2 separate regions of the Homo sapiens genome follow, and region 1 is linked to region 2. Evidence: chromatin loops called from intact Hi-C (ENCODE). Cell type or tissue: heart left ventricle. All regions are shown on one strand.

Region 1 (8,000 bases), 190 kb before region 2:
AACAAAAAGAAAAAGTGGGGGACTTCCTCTACTGTCTCTGAGGGATTAGCTTCTTTCTTGTTTCTCAAGCTAGAACCAGAGGATTTATCCTAGAAATTTCTCTGAGCTCCAGGGCCCAATTCTAGATTTGGAGGTGCCTCAGCTCTGGGTCAGGAGATCTACCAGAGGAAAAATGGGAAATTTACCACTTACGTAGCTTAGGATTTAGAATTCTGGTCTTCCTTCCCAATTTGCTTGCTACTGTTTCCTTATTAGAGTCCTCAAATATCTGCTCCATGCATTTCATGCTAGTTTTATTGCTGCATTCCATGGGAAAGACAGGGTGGAGTGTTCTTGCTCCATCTTACCTGGAACCAGACCATTCTTTTCATGCTCACAGCCCCCTTGCACGTGTGGAAGTACAGTGCTGGCTGCATTGAAGCATAGGTGGCTGTTGCTACTACACTGGTCATTGAATTTTATAAAGGGATGTGGGCAAGATTGGCCCTCTGTGAGTTAAAGGCACACCATTTGTACTTGTACTTCAAGTGCAAAGCAGCTTGTGCAGCCCTTCCCTGGAACTAAGCTCATTTTTTCTTTTCTGACACTGGTCTTGGAAACCAGTGACCACCCATGTCTTGATCATCACATGGAGATGTTTTCTTTCTTTCTCTTTTTTGAGAGACAGAGTCTTGCTCTGTCACCCAGGAGTACAGTGGCGTGATCTTGGCTTACTGCAGCCTCCACCTCCCAGGTTCAAACTATTCTCCTGCCTCAGCCTTCCGAGTAGCTGGGACTACAGGTGTGTGTCACCACACCCGGCTAATTTCTATATTTTTATTAGAGATGGGGTTTCGCCATGTTGGCCAGGCTGGTCTTGAATTCCTGACCTCAGGTGATCCACCTGCCTCGGCCTCCCAAAGTGTTGAGATTACAGGCGTGAGCCACCGCGCCTGGCCGAGATGGTTTTCAATTACAAATTAAAATATATGTATATGAAATTTAGCTTATCTGTTGATTCATTTTGTGTGCCTAGATTTTTACAGTTTGTTTAATTGAGATGTAATTCACAAACTATAAAATTTATCCTTTTATAGTGTACAATTCAGTACAATGTAGTGTGTTTTCGTATATTCACCCTTGGTCTATTTGTGCAGGCTGTCAGGGGACCAGAGCTCTGAGACCAGTTGCCTTCAGCTGCAGTCATCCTTGTTTGTTTATTCTTGTGTTCTCACAAATATTAGCATTTCCTATTTATAATTTAAAGTGTAAAAGGCTGGGAGTGTCACTCTAAACCTCCTCCAAAGTGCCTTCCCACTCTGCGTCTCCATGTCTCCATGGACCTGTGTTTCCTGCCTTCTGGTTGATTTCTCTTTCTGCTGTGCCTTCATGGCATTGTGTGTGGTGCCACATTGCAGGTGAAGGAGTAATGACCTGGGCTGACCCAAGTACACTGATAAAAACAAGTAGGCAAAACCTAGTGAAGATGCAGATTCCCAAGCTGCTGTGATCTACCCACCCCACTACTCAGTCTACACTGAGGGAAGTTCCAGTGCAGACACGTAAGGAGACACACAAGTGAATGCACGAGGGAAGTTCCAGTGCAGACACGTAAGGAGACACACAAGTGAATGCACAGTACAGCATGGTCTGCAAGAGCATGCATCCCTTAGTAAGCAGAGAGCTCTCTTCAGACACTGGCAGACTGTGCCATAAACAAGAGGAATGAACCAGCATAGGTATCACAATGGGTACATTTGAGAAACATCAAATAAGCAAGAAAAGCAAGTTATTGAATATGTTCATTATATCAAAGACAGTAGGGGTGGAAAACAATAGTCTATGTTGTTACGGAGAGATGCAAAGTCTTCAAAGAAGGGGAACATGCATGTCAAAGCTGCAAAGTAATTTTGGGAAGGTGGTCACCTTTGTGGAGGGTAGGAGAGGAATGGGTCATGTAGGGCATCCAGGAATATAACTGGTGTGCCACACATTGTAATGAAACAATGACATCATGGCAGAAGGTTTGATGAATTGCAGGCTGGGTTCTGGTCACACAGGCACTTGTTGTGCTACTTTTTTTTTTTTAAACTTTTTTTGGAAACATTAAAAAACAAAACTAAGCAATGAACTGAAGGGCTCCATGTCAAGCACTTAGTCCTCGTCCCAGCACATGAAGCTCCCATTGAACTTGAACTGCTCACTGCATCTTCCCAGACCTCCTAGAAGTTCATGATTTCACAGATGAGAGACAGGAGTGCTGCAGGGTTGTGTGGAGGGTCTAAGGTTGCACACAGAGTCACAGGCAAAACCAGATGTGACCCACGTCTCTCTGAAGCCAGAGTGGGACCCTCAACACCACTCTGGTCCACAGGTTCTTGGGATGCTCCTGAGGCTGAGGGACCAAATAATGGGTGACATCAGTCCCTCTCATGGCCAGCCCTCTGGGATTGTCTAACCAGGGTGAGTGGTTAACAGCAGGCACTGCCATCCCCTGAATGGGGCTGTGCTGTTTTCTTAGTCCCAGGCGTGCATCTGCTAAACAGCAGCAGGGCGTTTGCCTCCGGCTATTGTGCAACATGATCTTGATTCCTCTTTTAAGGGGAGCTTTTAAGACGAGCTTACTCATGTCAGCCAAAGCCCAGCATCAGGCTGAACCACGACAAGCCCCTCTGGACAAACCTGCCAGGGCAGCTCAGAGAATCAGTCCCCAGCCTCGGTGGCACTTGGTGCAGACCTGCCAAGTGTCCCACAAAAGCTGGGAGCCTTGTGATGTCCCCCACTGCCCACATGGCCTCCAACCTCTGTGTTCTCCCCAGGATCTGAGGGCCCGATTCATGTCTGGTCCCCTAGCAACTGGTGCGCGGCCCTGGACAAGTCATTCCCTCTTAAAATGCTCTGGTTTCTTTGTTGTGTAATGAATGGGTGCAGTCAGCAGACTCTTGGGTCTCTACCACCTTCAGTATTTTATGGTGAGGAGCAAGCAAGCAAGAAAGGTTATTAGCAAGCAGGAAGCACAGAGGAAGGTGGTGTGTGTGTTTTGTGTGTACTGTGTGTGTATGGTATGTGGTTATGAGCTGTGTGTGCTGTGGTGATCTATGGGTGTTGTGTGGATGGGATGCGTAGAATGTGTGTGTTGTGGTGTATGTTGTATGTTGTGGTGTGTGTGTGTTGTAGTATGTGTGTTTTGTTGTGTTGGGTGTGAGGTGTGTGTTGTGAGCTGTGTGTGGTTTGTGTGCCGTGTTTTGTGTGTTGTATATGTGTTGTATGTGTGAGATGTGTGTGTGTTTTTGGTGTGTGTTGTGTTGTGTGGTATGTGTATTGGGAGCTGTGTGTGGTGAATATTTGTAAAACTTGCACACAACAGGAAGTGCCTTCTGGATCTCAAACCTGGTTGCTGGCTACCAGAGGAAGGGAAGTGTCTGATTAATTCAAAGGTCTTTTGTGAAAGTTGAAGATGCAAAAGACTTGGGGTGAGAGGAAGCTTCACTGAGAATAAACCTAAGAGTTCCTAAAAATCCAGAGTGCCAGCACCCAGCTCGGGATTGATTCTGGATGCCCCACCCTACAAAAGTCTGTGCTGTAGGTTCAGTAGGAGGAACACTGCCCTGCATCATTCGGGAGACACAGTTCACTGTGCTGTCTTGCTGCCCAGTCAATGTCGCCAGACATGCATGCGTGGGTAAAGGGCTGGGTAACTGAGAGGTGAGAGAAGTCCACTTGCCAAGCGAGCCCCCAAGTGTCTCGGCAAATCCTCACACGGTAGAACAATTCGTAATCACCTGGAAGACAGGCATGGGCCTAAATAAATCATTTTCATCTCAAGCTTGGTCTTTTCCAGGAAGGAAGAGGAGCAGTTTCGCCATTGCCAACCACAGAGCAGCCGACCGGTGCATCACCGAGGCCGGCTCCGTCAGCTCGGTCAGCTCGGGTGGGCTTATTTCTTTGAGTGGAGGCACCACTCAGTTCTCAGTTCAGAGGAAAAAGAATGAGTGGACAATGTTGCTGTTGTTGTCTGCACAGAATGCTAGGGGAGTGAAAGGTGTTTAAATAGAGGAAGGGAAAGTTCAGAACAGCTGCCAGGCCAGAGCAGATGCTGGGAGGGCGGGAAGCGGTGAGAAGGCTGGGGTACAGGATTGCTCCCGAGACCCGCCCAGGCACTGGATGCACCTGCAGCCTGAGAGCAGCAGGGGGCGGGGTGCCGGGAGGAGAGGGATTTCAGATCCCCTGTGCCCTGTGGACGTCAGAAAGCAGGACTTTCTCTTCTGAAACCTGGGCTAGTTCTCAGGTGCAACAGGCCCTGGGTGTGATGCTCTGACCAGGCGCCCCGGGTGTAAGTACTCAGGCTTCTCGTGCTTCCTCTTCATACTACACCTTTTGGAACCCAAGAACCTCGCGGCTGCTCCTTCTGGCAATGGAAATGTCAGAAAGCAAAGGAAATTTAAGCTCCACTCAGAGAAAAGAGAAGATACCAAAAAGTCTAGGGCAACAGACTGTGGTAAGATGAATGTGTCATATATGCTGATGGGGCTGAAAGAATGATCTGGAAAGCCAGGGCATGGTAATCAGAGAGTGGGGTCCATGATGAGACCCTGTCAGGGCAGGGCTGGAGTTACTGCTCATGGAAGTCTGGGAGTGGAAGGCCGAGGTGGGTGCAGGACAAGGTCCTGGGAGAAAAGAAGGTCAAGAAGAAAAGGAGGTCGGATAGGACAGACTTGTAGACAAGAATTAAGGTAGCCAGAGTTTTGGAGAAAATGGCAGAGGCACTGGAGCTAGACTCACCCAGGAAAGAAGGGGAGAGGCCCTGTGGGAGGGCAGAGCAGCAGCAACGAGCAGTAATGGGTGAGGGACTCCACTAACAGACGAACGGTTCAGCCAGGAGCAATTGTCAGCGAGAAACAGGAGCGCACCTGCGTCCTCTGCAGGTCGAGGGGGTGCAGGAGCCGGGGCAAAACAAATTACAGTGGAGAGGCAGCAGCACCCTCTGGGGGGACCGATCCCCTTCAGAGTAGGAGTCAGCAAACTGCTGCTCAGGGGCCACATCCAGCTACCCGTTTTTGTAAACAAAGATTTATTAGAGCATGGTTGCCCCCATTCATTGGCAGTGGGTTTTGCTATTTATGGGATCAAAGTTTTCTTAGTATGCTCTGAGAGGGTTACTGCAATAAATAAGATGACTATATTTTTTTTAGCAGAAAGGTCATATGATTGTGAGAGGTGAAGCCGGCTGGGATTCTGGGTCAGGTGGTGACTTGGAGAACTTTTCTGTCTAGCTAAAGGATTGTAAACACACCAATCAGCACTCTGTGTCTAGCTAAAGGATTGTAAATGCACCAATCAGCACTTGTAAAAATGCGCCAATCAGCACTCTGTGTCTAGCTAAAGGTTTGTAAATGCGCTAATCAGCACTCTGTAAAAACAGACCAATCAGCACTCTGTAAAACAGACCAATCAGCGCTCTGTAAAATGGACCAATCAGCAGGATGTGGGTGGGGCCAAATAAGGGAATAAAAGCTGGCCACCCGGGCCAGCAGCAGCAACCTGCTCAGGTCCCCTTCCATGGTGTGGAAGCTTTGTTCTTTCGCTGTTCACAATGAATCTTGCTGCTGCTCACTCTTTGGGTCCGCACTAGCTTTATGAGCTGTAACGCTCACTGCGAAGGTCTGTGGCTTCACTCCTGAAGTCAGCAAGACCACGAACCCACCGGAAGGAGGAAACAACTCCGGAAGCACCACGTTTAAGAGCTGTAACACTCACTGCGAAAGTCTGCAGCTTCACTCCTGAAGTCAGCAAGACCACAAACCCACCGGAAGGAAGAAATTCCAGACACATCTAAACATTGGAAGGAACAAACTCCAGACACACTATCTTTAAGAACTGTAACACTCACCGCGAGGGTCTGTGGCTTCATGCTTGAAGTCAGCCGGACCAAGAACCCACCGGAAAGAACCAATTCCTGACACAATCGTATGTAAAATTTTACTTCCTGATGTGGGAGTTCATGAAAATGAATTTAAACCTAATTTTAATTATGCTTATATTCTTACCCCCTCCTGTTGCCATTCCGTCCTATACATGACCCCAAACCAACAAACACTTGAATTGTTTATTTTTAATTACACCACGAGGCTACATTTTTATTGTTTTACAAGGCATAGGTAAAAAGCAAGGAGTTGAAGGCAAGTGGACTGGGGCAGGGAGGTGGAACTGGAGCGCACTGCGGTCAGAACCCTGGGTTGGATGGAGGTTTGGTTTCTGTCTCTGCCAGAAGCCGTCTCTCTTAACCGTGGACAGATCTTGTTCCTGAATGGACGCTTTCAGTATTTCTTTCTGAAGTCTGATATTTGCTATAGATTTTATTTTTTTCTGTGGCTGTAGATACCCTTTATCTGGTTAATAAAATTATTATCTATTACTATTTTGCTAAGTTAAAGAAAAGCATGACTGTTGAAATGTATCACATACTTTTCTCTGCACCTACAAAGATGACCAAATGAACTCACCATTGGTTTATTAATGTTGTGAATGACATTGATTTTGCTCCTAATGTTTAACCAATCTGTGTTCCTGATCATGATCAAACCTGGTCTTTATTCTTCTTCCCCTTTTCGTTTTCTTGCTCCTGCTGCTTCTCATCCTTCTCCTTTTCCTCCTCTTTCTTTGAATATTACTACATTAAGTTTGCTAATTATTTAGTGTGTGATTTTTGGGTTTACATACTTTTCTTTCTTGTACTACTCTTCACTCTTTAAAAAATGTTTATTTTGAAATGTTAGATTTCTAGAAGAGTTATAAAGATATACAGAGAATTCTCACATAACCGTTCACTCAGCTTCCTCTCATTCATCTGACATGACCATGGTACATTAAGATTAAGAAATTGGCCAGGCGTGGTGGCTCATGCCTGTAATCCCAGCACTTTGGGAGGCCAAGGCAGGTGGATCATCTGAGGTCAGGAGTTCGAGACCAGCCTGGCCAACATGGTGAAACCCCATCTCTACTAAAAATACAAAAATTAGCTGGGCATGGTGATGCGCACCTGTAATCCCAGCTACTTGAAAGGCTGAGACAGGAGAATCGCTTCAACCCAGGGGAGAGAGGTTGCAATGAGCTGAGATCACGCCACTGCACTCCAGCCTGGGTGACAGAGCAAGACTTCATCTCAAAAAAAAAAAAAAAGAAAAAGAAAGGTTAAGAGATTAACATTGGTACAATGCCATTAACTAACTGCAGACTTTATTCAGATTTCTGCATTTTTTTCCTCTAAGATATTTTTTCTGTTCTGGGATCCCAATCTAGTATACCTTGTTGCATTTGGCCATCATGTTTCTTTATTCTCGTCCAATCTGTGATAGTTTTATGGTTTTTCCTTTTTTAATGACTTTAATTTTTTAAAGTGTAATGATCAGGTGTTTTGAAGAATGGCTGTCAATTTGGGCTTGTCTGTTATTTTCTCATAATTAGACTGGGCTTACAGATTTTAGAGGGAAATGTCATAGAAGCGAACTTCTCTTCACATATTATATCAGAGTGTCATTACCGGCATGTTAACTTTGATCACTGGCTGTAATGTTGTCTTACAAAGTTTTGTTCAGGTTTTTCTAGCCTGGTAAAATGAGTTAGGGAGTATATCTTCTCTTTCTTTTACTGTAGAAGAGTTAGTGTAAGGCTAGATCATTTAAATATTCTGGAATTCACTGTAGAACCATCTGAAGTTGGAGTTTTCTTTGTTAGAACATTTTAAATTTCCGATTGGATTTCTTTAAAAGTTTTAGGAATATGTGTTTTCTCTTCCTGCATTTGTCAATTTTGGCAGGTTATTTTCCCTTGAAATTACTCTTTTCAACTAAATTGTGTATTTATTGACATAAAAGTTGGTTACAATATCTCCTTGTTGTCTTCTTAACGGGGACAGGATCTCAAATGTGTTCTTTTTCATTTGTGTTATTGATTATGCCATCTCTCTTGTTAAACAGTTTTGCCTGAGGTTTTGAGTTTTATTATTAGTTTTTGCAAAGAAT
Region 2 (8,000 bases):
ATCGGTAAGTTGTATGAAAATGTGTTTGGCGTCATTAGTCATCAGAGAAATGTACATTGAAACCACTGTGGGATACCGCCTTACATCCTTAGAATGGCTAAAATTAAAAAGTCTGGCAAGCCCGATTTAGGATTTGGAGCAACTGGATCTCCCCTACATTGCTGATGAGAACATAAAATAGAACAACCACTTTGAGAAAAGGTCTGGTGGTTTCTTGTAAAGTTATAAATATAATTCTATGGTATAGTGCTTCTACTCTTAGATATTTCTACTAAGAAAAATTTAAATACATTTTCTCAAAAATAGTTGTATAATAACAAAGAGCTTTGTTTATAATGACCCCGAACCTGATGAAACCAAATGTTCCACAAGAAAATTGATAAGTGACTGTGTGGTATATCCATCCCATAGGATATTACTCCACAATAAAAATAAATGAACTACTCATACATGCGGTGGCATGGATAATTCTCAAAAACACACTGAGTAAAAGAAGCCAGAAACTTCATGATTCTATTTATATGAATATCAAGAACAGACAAAAAAGTTATGGTAATAGACACCAGAAGATTTGCTGCCTATGAGAGGTGGGAATTGATTGGAAGAGGGCATGTGAGAACCTTCTGAGAAGACAGATATTCTATATCTTGATAGGAACACGGGTTAGACGTGTACACATTTACCAAAACACATTTAATTGGATAGTTAATATCCATACATTTTAATACATAAACCTTTACATCAACATAAAATTAGAAAGATTTTTAGTGTCAACCACCTAGTGTCCCTGTTTTAGACCCAGGAGTCCAACTCTTCCTAGTAGGAAGACCTTGGCATAGGATATCTGCCAAGAGCATGCATCCAGGTCTGTTTGCAGCAATGCTATCATTACAATTAAATCCCAGGTCTGAATTTCAGTGCAAGTGCAAGATACCTTGCAGCTGTAAAAGATAAGTGTCTTTCTTTACCCTGCCATGGAGGCTGTGTGAACTTTCACAACGTGCCCTGACTAATTAGACTAGTTAGTTAGTTAGTTGACCTAAGCCTATTATTTCTGTGCTTACCCAAGACTTCTAATGCTGGTAAGAAAAGCTAGCCTTTCCTCTCTCTTTATAATTCCATTGCCTCCATGTCATATACATGCCAAACTTACTCTGTAAAGAGTCAGTAGGCATGAGAGGGAAGAAGGGAGAAAGAGTTGGGGAGGGACTTTTACATCAATTTTAAATTTCTAACAATAATTTCATTGCATTGGATAGTAGCTAACTCCCTGTTCCTGGAAGAGTTCAAGCCAAGATTTATGATGCTTGTTAGAAACCTCAGGGGAAGGAATAGAACACATAAGCAGGGATTAAATAACATGGTCTTTATGGTTCTTTCCAACTCTCATTCATTCACTTATTCATTCCATCAATTCCATTATTCATTCCTGTTTCTGCCACTATGCCAGGCTCTGGTAGATGCAAATGATTCTCCTTAGCCGTCAAATGTACAGCCATTTAAAACCTTGGTTCCAGAGGCCTATTTTTATCTCAAATGTGCACATCTATTTGCAAGCAGAGATGACAGGTGTGGCTGGCCTTTTCAGCTGCACCTTTTCATTGCTGCTATCTGATGACACATTTTCCCTTATGCCTATAAAGTGAATTCCTTAGAGATGATGTTGCTTTTAGCTTGAGGTTTCTAGATGGAATCAGCACTTGTTTATTTGTTTGTTTGCACGTAGAAGTCTGAACCTCTTGCTCTCACCTATTTTTGAAAACATCCCACAACCAAAAAAAAAAAAATCTGGTTACAGGAGCCCAGAGAAAGCCACCCTGATGAAGTGAGGCCTTGCCTAGGTGCACGGTATCAGTAAGGGAGGCACTGTGTTCCTGCATAGGAAAGAGTTCAGGCTGGCTGCCACATAGACCTGAGTTCAATTCTGATGGTGCCTCTCGCCAGCAGTAGGATTTGGGGCAATGCACTGATGCACCCTACACCTCTGTTCCCACAACTGTAACATGGACATTATGAATGTGTTCCATCCCAGGTCAGCAGGATTGTCCGATGAATTCACATGCCTTAAATGCTTCAAATCTGCCCCTGGCACTGTGTGTTCTCTACCTGCTGATTATTTTTTTATTATTCGCAGCATTGTTATGTAAGTTAGAATCATAGAAAGGAGTTGGCATTAAACTGTGACTTGAGAGACAATTGGTCCTCACTCTATTAGAAAGGAGCTTGGTGATGATGGTGAGACATTCATTGGGCCGCATTGTTCCTCATGTGTAAAATAGGGAGATGAATTTGTGGGTTTGACTCACATCGCATGCTGCTCTTTGAATTGTATTAATTCCCTTCTATTATTTAATACTTTATTCATTATCAAAATTAAGACAGTTCTGCATTGTATCAACTCCTCCAATTTTAAGCAGACATAACCTTTAAAAAACACAGGAAAAATTAGTAGTGAACAATGCACCTTTGAAATTGGGAGAAAGGAAACATGTTAATTCAATTATATTCCCTTCTGGCACCAGGAGTTCTACAGATGTCCACCTCTTCTTCAACTCTGGACACTGGCCAACATGAATGTGTACCAGTTGCTTTGAAGAATCGTTGAATGATGCAAGTGTGAATTTAATTACCAGATGCTCTGCTAATTAGAGGTCTAAAAGGTAAGGAAATAAGTGTGAAAGCAAAAATTTAAATATAACATATTAACGTATTACCATAGCTAACAGAGAAATCATACAGAAACATATTTCTTGAAAAGAATGATCCTGGTATTTGATTGGCATCTGCATGTTTCTTACATAGATCATTTTTAATTTTAAATATTATGCAGATAAAATACTATTTGTTGCTAAGATTTATATTCAAAGATTCACATTTAATCAATCTTTCTTCTCTCCTTCTCTCTCTATCCCTCCATACTCCCCTTTTCTGTCCCTCTTTGGTTTTTTCCCCCTTAAACCTTCACTGAGGAAAGCTCACATGACTCACATGACTTCCTAGTGACAACTTTACTTCTAGAAATGAATGAGATGGAGTCCTGAAACTCTGAGGTCTCAGCTCCCAGGCAGGGCAGGGGCGGGGAGAGGCTGCATGAGGGGAGCTCAGGGCTCTGGCCACAGTAAGCACAGATACCTGCTCCTGCAGAGCACCAGGCAGGGTTGGCAACTGCTGCAGTGGCTCCATCTTGGAGTGATCCCCAAGTCTAGTGAGAGTTCACCAAATGTATATGAGAAGGAGTGGCTTTCCTAAGGGAACTGATGCAGAGAGTAGAATGCTCCAAGATGGACAGTCCCATGGGAGGATGACAAGGAAGGGGGTCGTCAGAAGTCCCGGGGACCATGCTGAGGAGTTCTGCTTTCATCCGAGGGGTGGGGGAAATCCCTCTGAAATTCTTTTTTATCTTCTATTTTATTTTAAATTATTTTTTATGAAATAGACATGAAAATTTATGTAAAACCTACTAATGCCATTTATGGAATAATAATAAGATGAAAACCAATGGTTCAAATGTCTAGTTTCAGAAGCATAGCCTTAGCAGAGTTTTTGGGAGCCTATCCATAGTTCTTCCCAATTACTTTCCTTACCCCCTTCCTACATTTTGGGTTTATCTTTCCTTGATATTTTAGTTTTATCACATATGCACGGGTCTCTAAGCATAACATTGTTTTGCCTTTTGTGTTGTTGAGACATCCTGCTCCACATGTCCTCTGATTCTCATGTTTCAACAGCGTGGATATGAGGTTCATTCTGTTCCACATGTCCCTCTGATTCTCGTGTTTCAGCATGACATCCTCATGATTCCACATGACATCCTGCTCCACATGTCCCTCTGATTCTCGTATTTCAACAGCGTGGATATGAGGTTCATTCTGTTCCACATGTCCCTCTGATTCTCGTGTTTCAACATGACATCCTCATGATTCCACATGACATCCTGCTCCACATGTCCCTCTGATTCTCATGTTTCAACAGTGTGGATATGAGGTTCATTCTTGTGGACTTTGTAGCTGAGGGACATTCAGATTCACTACTGTACCTCATGCCCCTGTGCTAAGGATCACAAGCTACTTATCATTCTACAGTAGAGCTGATGAGCATTTGCATTGTCTCCAGTTCTTGGGTTAATTAATGTGCTGTTCTGAGCATCCTTTCTCATTGCTGCATCTCACTTTTCAGCTGTACTAAAGTGATGGGAAATCATTTCGCGAAGTGGTTGTAGATCCCAACAATACTGCAGAAGAGTTGCTGTTGTGAATTATTCAAATTCTCTTTAAGCAGAGGAATGAGCTGTAGAAAGATCATTTTGGCTGCAAGATGAGGGATGGGTTGGAGTGGGGCCAATTTAGAGTCAGAGACTAGAAAAGAGGCTTGAGTGTGGAGGGTCTGAAACCAGGAGGCCCAGGGTCTCAGTGGAAACAGTGGCAGGGGAAATGGAAGGGACGGGACGCTTGGAGAAATCTTAGCAATCAGGCCTGCATATGGATTTTCTGGTTTGAGGAGTCACAGTGGAGGCCATGAAGATCCTGAGGTTTGCAGCAGACACCTGTGGATGGCAGCACTGGCTGCTGAGGTACAGGGTCCTGTAGTAGGAGATAAGTGGGCCGAGGAAGAGGAAGACATCATTCCCTGAACCCCAAACTCTCCTAGCTGTTCAGTTAAAAAAACACATTAAATATATTTTCAATAGATAAGTACCCTTTTCCTCAAGCATTTATCCCATTTCCTGGAAAGTAGGCGGTATTTAATAAAAATGGATTGTAATTTGTATTCTCATGATGTCTTAAGAGAAGAAATATTGCCCAAAATGCATAGTTTTAGTTTCTAGAGTTCTTGAGGAAAAACTGGGGAAACGGGTCCTTCAGTGAACACTCACAGCCATCTGGCCATTCAGGTGTATAGTGGTCTTCACACTTGAGCCCAAGGACATCTTGCAACTTTGTTCTTGATACGTGATTGTCTTTCCAGAGGATGATTTTCTGAAAATGGTTTAGAGTCGCTAATTGCTCTATGCTTTGGTTATTTGGGTCATGGTCATATGAACTTTTTACTTGTTTAGCTTAGACTGTCTTAAGTGACATATATTTTCTGAAAACAAACCAGCAATCACAATGCTTCAGCCTGCATAGGAGTGAGTGGGCAGCTTATTTACTAAGTAGTATGGAAGACTTCTGAAGACCCAGGTCATAACTGCAAGTTAAACTCAGACCAAATGGGACTGGCTCAGTCAACCCACTTCCATTCACTCTAAGGTCCTCAGAACAGGGGTGTCATGAAGAAGCCACCACCACCTCCTCCCCACTCCTGTGGCATTCAGCCTCTTCCTCATGTGTTCCCCTCTTCTCCGCGGCCACCACATCATGTTGTCTGAACTTGGGGAAGTTCCCGCTTTCATCTTCGCTCCACCCTCCTTTCTTCTGCCTGATTTCAGATTCACTGCTCTTTGACCCTGGACTATCGCACCAGCTTTTCCACTGTTCCTTCTGCCTCCACCCTCTGCCTGCTTATTGGTCCCTGTACTGGCTGCCAGTCATTGTCCTAAAATTCAGAATGGATGGATCCTTCATTACCACGCTTAAAAAGCCTATAGGCTAGTCCCTCTTGTCTCCTCCCCACCCACCCATAGAATGAAGTCTGGAATCCCCAGACTGAAAACAAAGCACTTTGGTTTGGGTGCTGAGCTATCTTCCTTGCTCATTCCAGCCTTCATAAAACCCAACCTGTGGCTTCTTCTCACATCTCCCCTGTTCCTGACTGTGTCATGCCTTTCTTTTCCTCTAGGTTTTTGCAATGCTCTTTCTTTATACTTACTGTAGGCGATGTCTGGTTAATATTAATATTCCTTAATGTGATCCCAGGACCATAGTATATTAAAGTTAGTCTTGGGTTGAAATCTTAGCACTGATTTATTTTACTCCTGGACCTTGGCAAATTATGTAATTCATCTTGCTTTCTTATCTGTACAGGTTCAGCATCCCAAGTCTGAACATCTGAAATCTGAAGTGCTTCAATATCTAAAAATAAATTTTAAGCACCATGATGATGCTCAAAGGAAATGCTCATTGGAGTAAATATAATGCAGATATTCCAAAATCTGAAAAAACTCAAAATCTGAAACACTTCTAGTCTCAAGCATTTTGCACAGGGGATACTCAACTTGTAGTAAGAAGGATAGTGGAAACTGCTACTCTAGATCGCTGACAAAATTAGATGGGGTACTGCAAATATAAGTGCTTAATATTTACTCATTCATTCGACAAATATTTAATGAGTGCCTATTTTGTGCTAGATATTAGGTTAAAGATCTCTATGGGGCTTTATAGCTCCAAGAATAATACTTATATAGAAAAACATAATTCCATGTAGTGAAATAAACCTTTCACTACATTTTTAGAGTGCACAATGAACAAAAGCTTCAGGGCCAGAGAGACATATAGAAAGGGACTTCACTTAGTCTGGGGGAGTCAGAGAGGGATATGATTTAGGGTTGGGGACAAATAAACCCAAGTTTTCGGTTGCTTAAAATTCAAAAAGTATGTTTATCTCTTAGTCCAAGGCTAGCATTTCGGGAGGCAGTCATTCCTCATGTGGTTGCTCAGAGGCCTGTGGTGACAGCTGCTGTCTCATTTCCAATGTGTGGCTTACCCACTGCCTGGGTGTTTCTGTCACTCAGAAAGGGAAAGGCAAGGAAGATCACCTGGGAACTTTGTATGGGCCAGTGTGGAGTGAACTCATCACACTGATGAGCAGTTCTGGGCCTGCCAGGACTTGGTGGCCTGGCCATTCTGAGCTGCTGAGGACGCTGGGCCATGCAGTTGAGACAAGCCATGTGTGCTGAGCAGGAAGAAGAAACGGACTTGGTTCAGTCTGGATGGGATGAAGAAAATGTGTTTCATCCCTGCAGGTGCCCAGAAACAGGGAAGCACATTCTGGCAGAGTGAGTCCTGCTGTGAGCTGGAGCAGCATGGAGCCCGGGTATTAGAGAGTGCAGAGAACTAGTCCTAGGGGATTAGTTGTCCCAGAGTCCACAGGAATGTTGAACCTTGTGTGAAGAGCAAGGCTTTCAAACAGGAGATTTCCATCGGCATGTTTGTGTGTTCATACTCCCCCTGTGGCTGCAGCCTGAGAAAGCAGCACAGAGCTGGGATACTGTGTCAGTACTGTAGTGAGGTCTGGAGGTACCTGAAGCATGAAGGCAGCATGGGCGGGGGCCACAGCTGGCAGCACAGTTCACTTGCTCTCCACACTGGGTCAGTGGCTGCGACTTTTATGCATTGGTTATGTTAAGGTTTATGATTCCAAGATGTTAAACATCCTAAGTAAGCTGAGACGCAAACAAATGAAAAGACAGAAGAAATGCCATGAAGTGAAATGTGTTTGAAGTGTTCTTCCTCTGGGTAGAACTTTGAAGAAAGGCAAAAAAATTTTAAGTGTATGATGACTGCTCTGTGACAATTTGTAAGCTAATATTACAATATTCTCTGAGATTGCAACACACTTTTACAAAACAATTTGATAACATATAGTGCTTTAATGTCCTCCTGAAAAAAACAACTTTAGAACAGTCAGGGTATCAAATAGCTATGTTCTAAATATTTTTGTGGTGGAAAATGCTATATTTCCCTTGATTTTTTCTTTGAGTCCTGCCCTAGGCTGTCCCTGCTGTCTGACTGTGTTTGACTTGAGCCGAGTCTTAGATTTCTCTTCCTCTAGAATCACTCTACTGGCTTAAGAGGGTTGGGCTGGGAAGACTTCCTCGTCCTCAGCTCCAATACCACAAGAAAGAGCAGCCTGGTTATTTTCTTAGTCGATATGCCACAAAAATGCTCTTTCCGTGGTAATAGGGTTTACATACAGGACGGCTGTGGCATAGCCTCTGCCTGGGAAGAAGATGGATTTTCCATTTAGGCTCGTCAAAGGCTTTGGAGGCCCCTTCAAAGTTAGCATGTTGGCTCACAACTCAACTACACCAAGTTGGTTTTAAAGCAGTAAGATTGTCATTC

Evidence for each region. Hi-C counts contacts between places; a loop is a spot of excess contacts. Peaks named below come from ENCODE experiments on the same cell type or tissue, not always from the same donor. Only the 100,000 strongest peaks of a DNase experiment are listed, where the experiment ranks them.
Region 1: it touches region 2 in a loop (2.3-fold over the local background); 14 of 110 quality-filtered maps call a loop at or near these places.

Annotation. Positions count from the first base shown.
Region 1 is chr7:45,934,935-45,942,934 of GRCh38, forward strand. LOC102723446 (a long non-coding RNA gene) reads left to right here and starts at 5,515. Exons shown (of 4, transcript NR_187744.1): 1 at 5,515-5,946. In heart left ventricle, a CTCF peak has its summit at 4,165 (motif pointing right); no DNase peak of the experiment used is centred here.
Region 2 is chr7:46,125,476-46,133,475 of GRCh38, forward strand. No RefSeq gene overlaps it. Among named protein-coding and RNA genes, the nearest start is that of IGFBP3, 210 kb to the left of the region's middle. In heart left ventricle, a CTCF peak has its summit at 4,557; no DNase peak of the experiment used is centred here.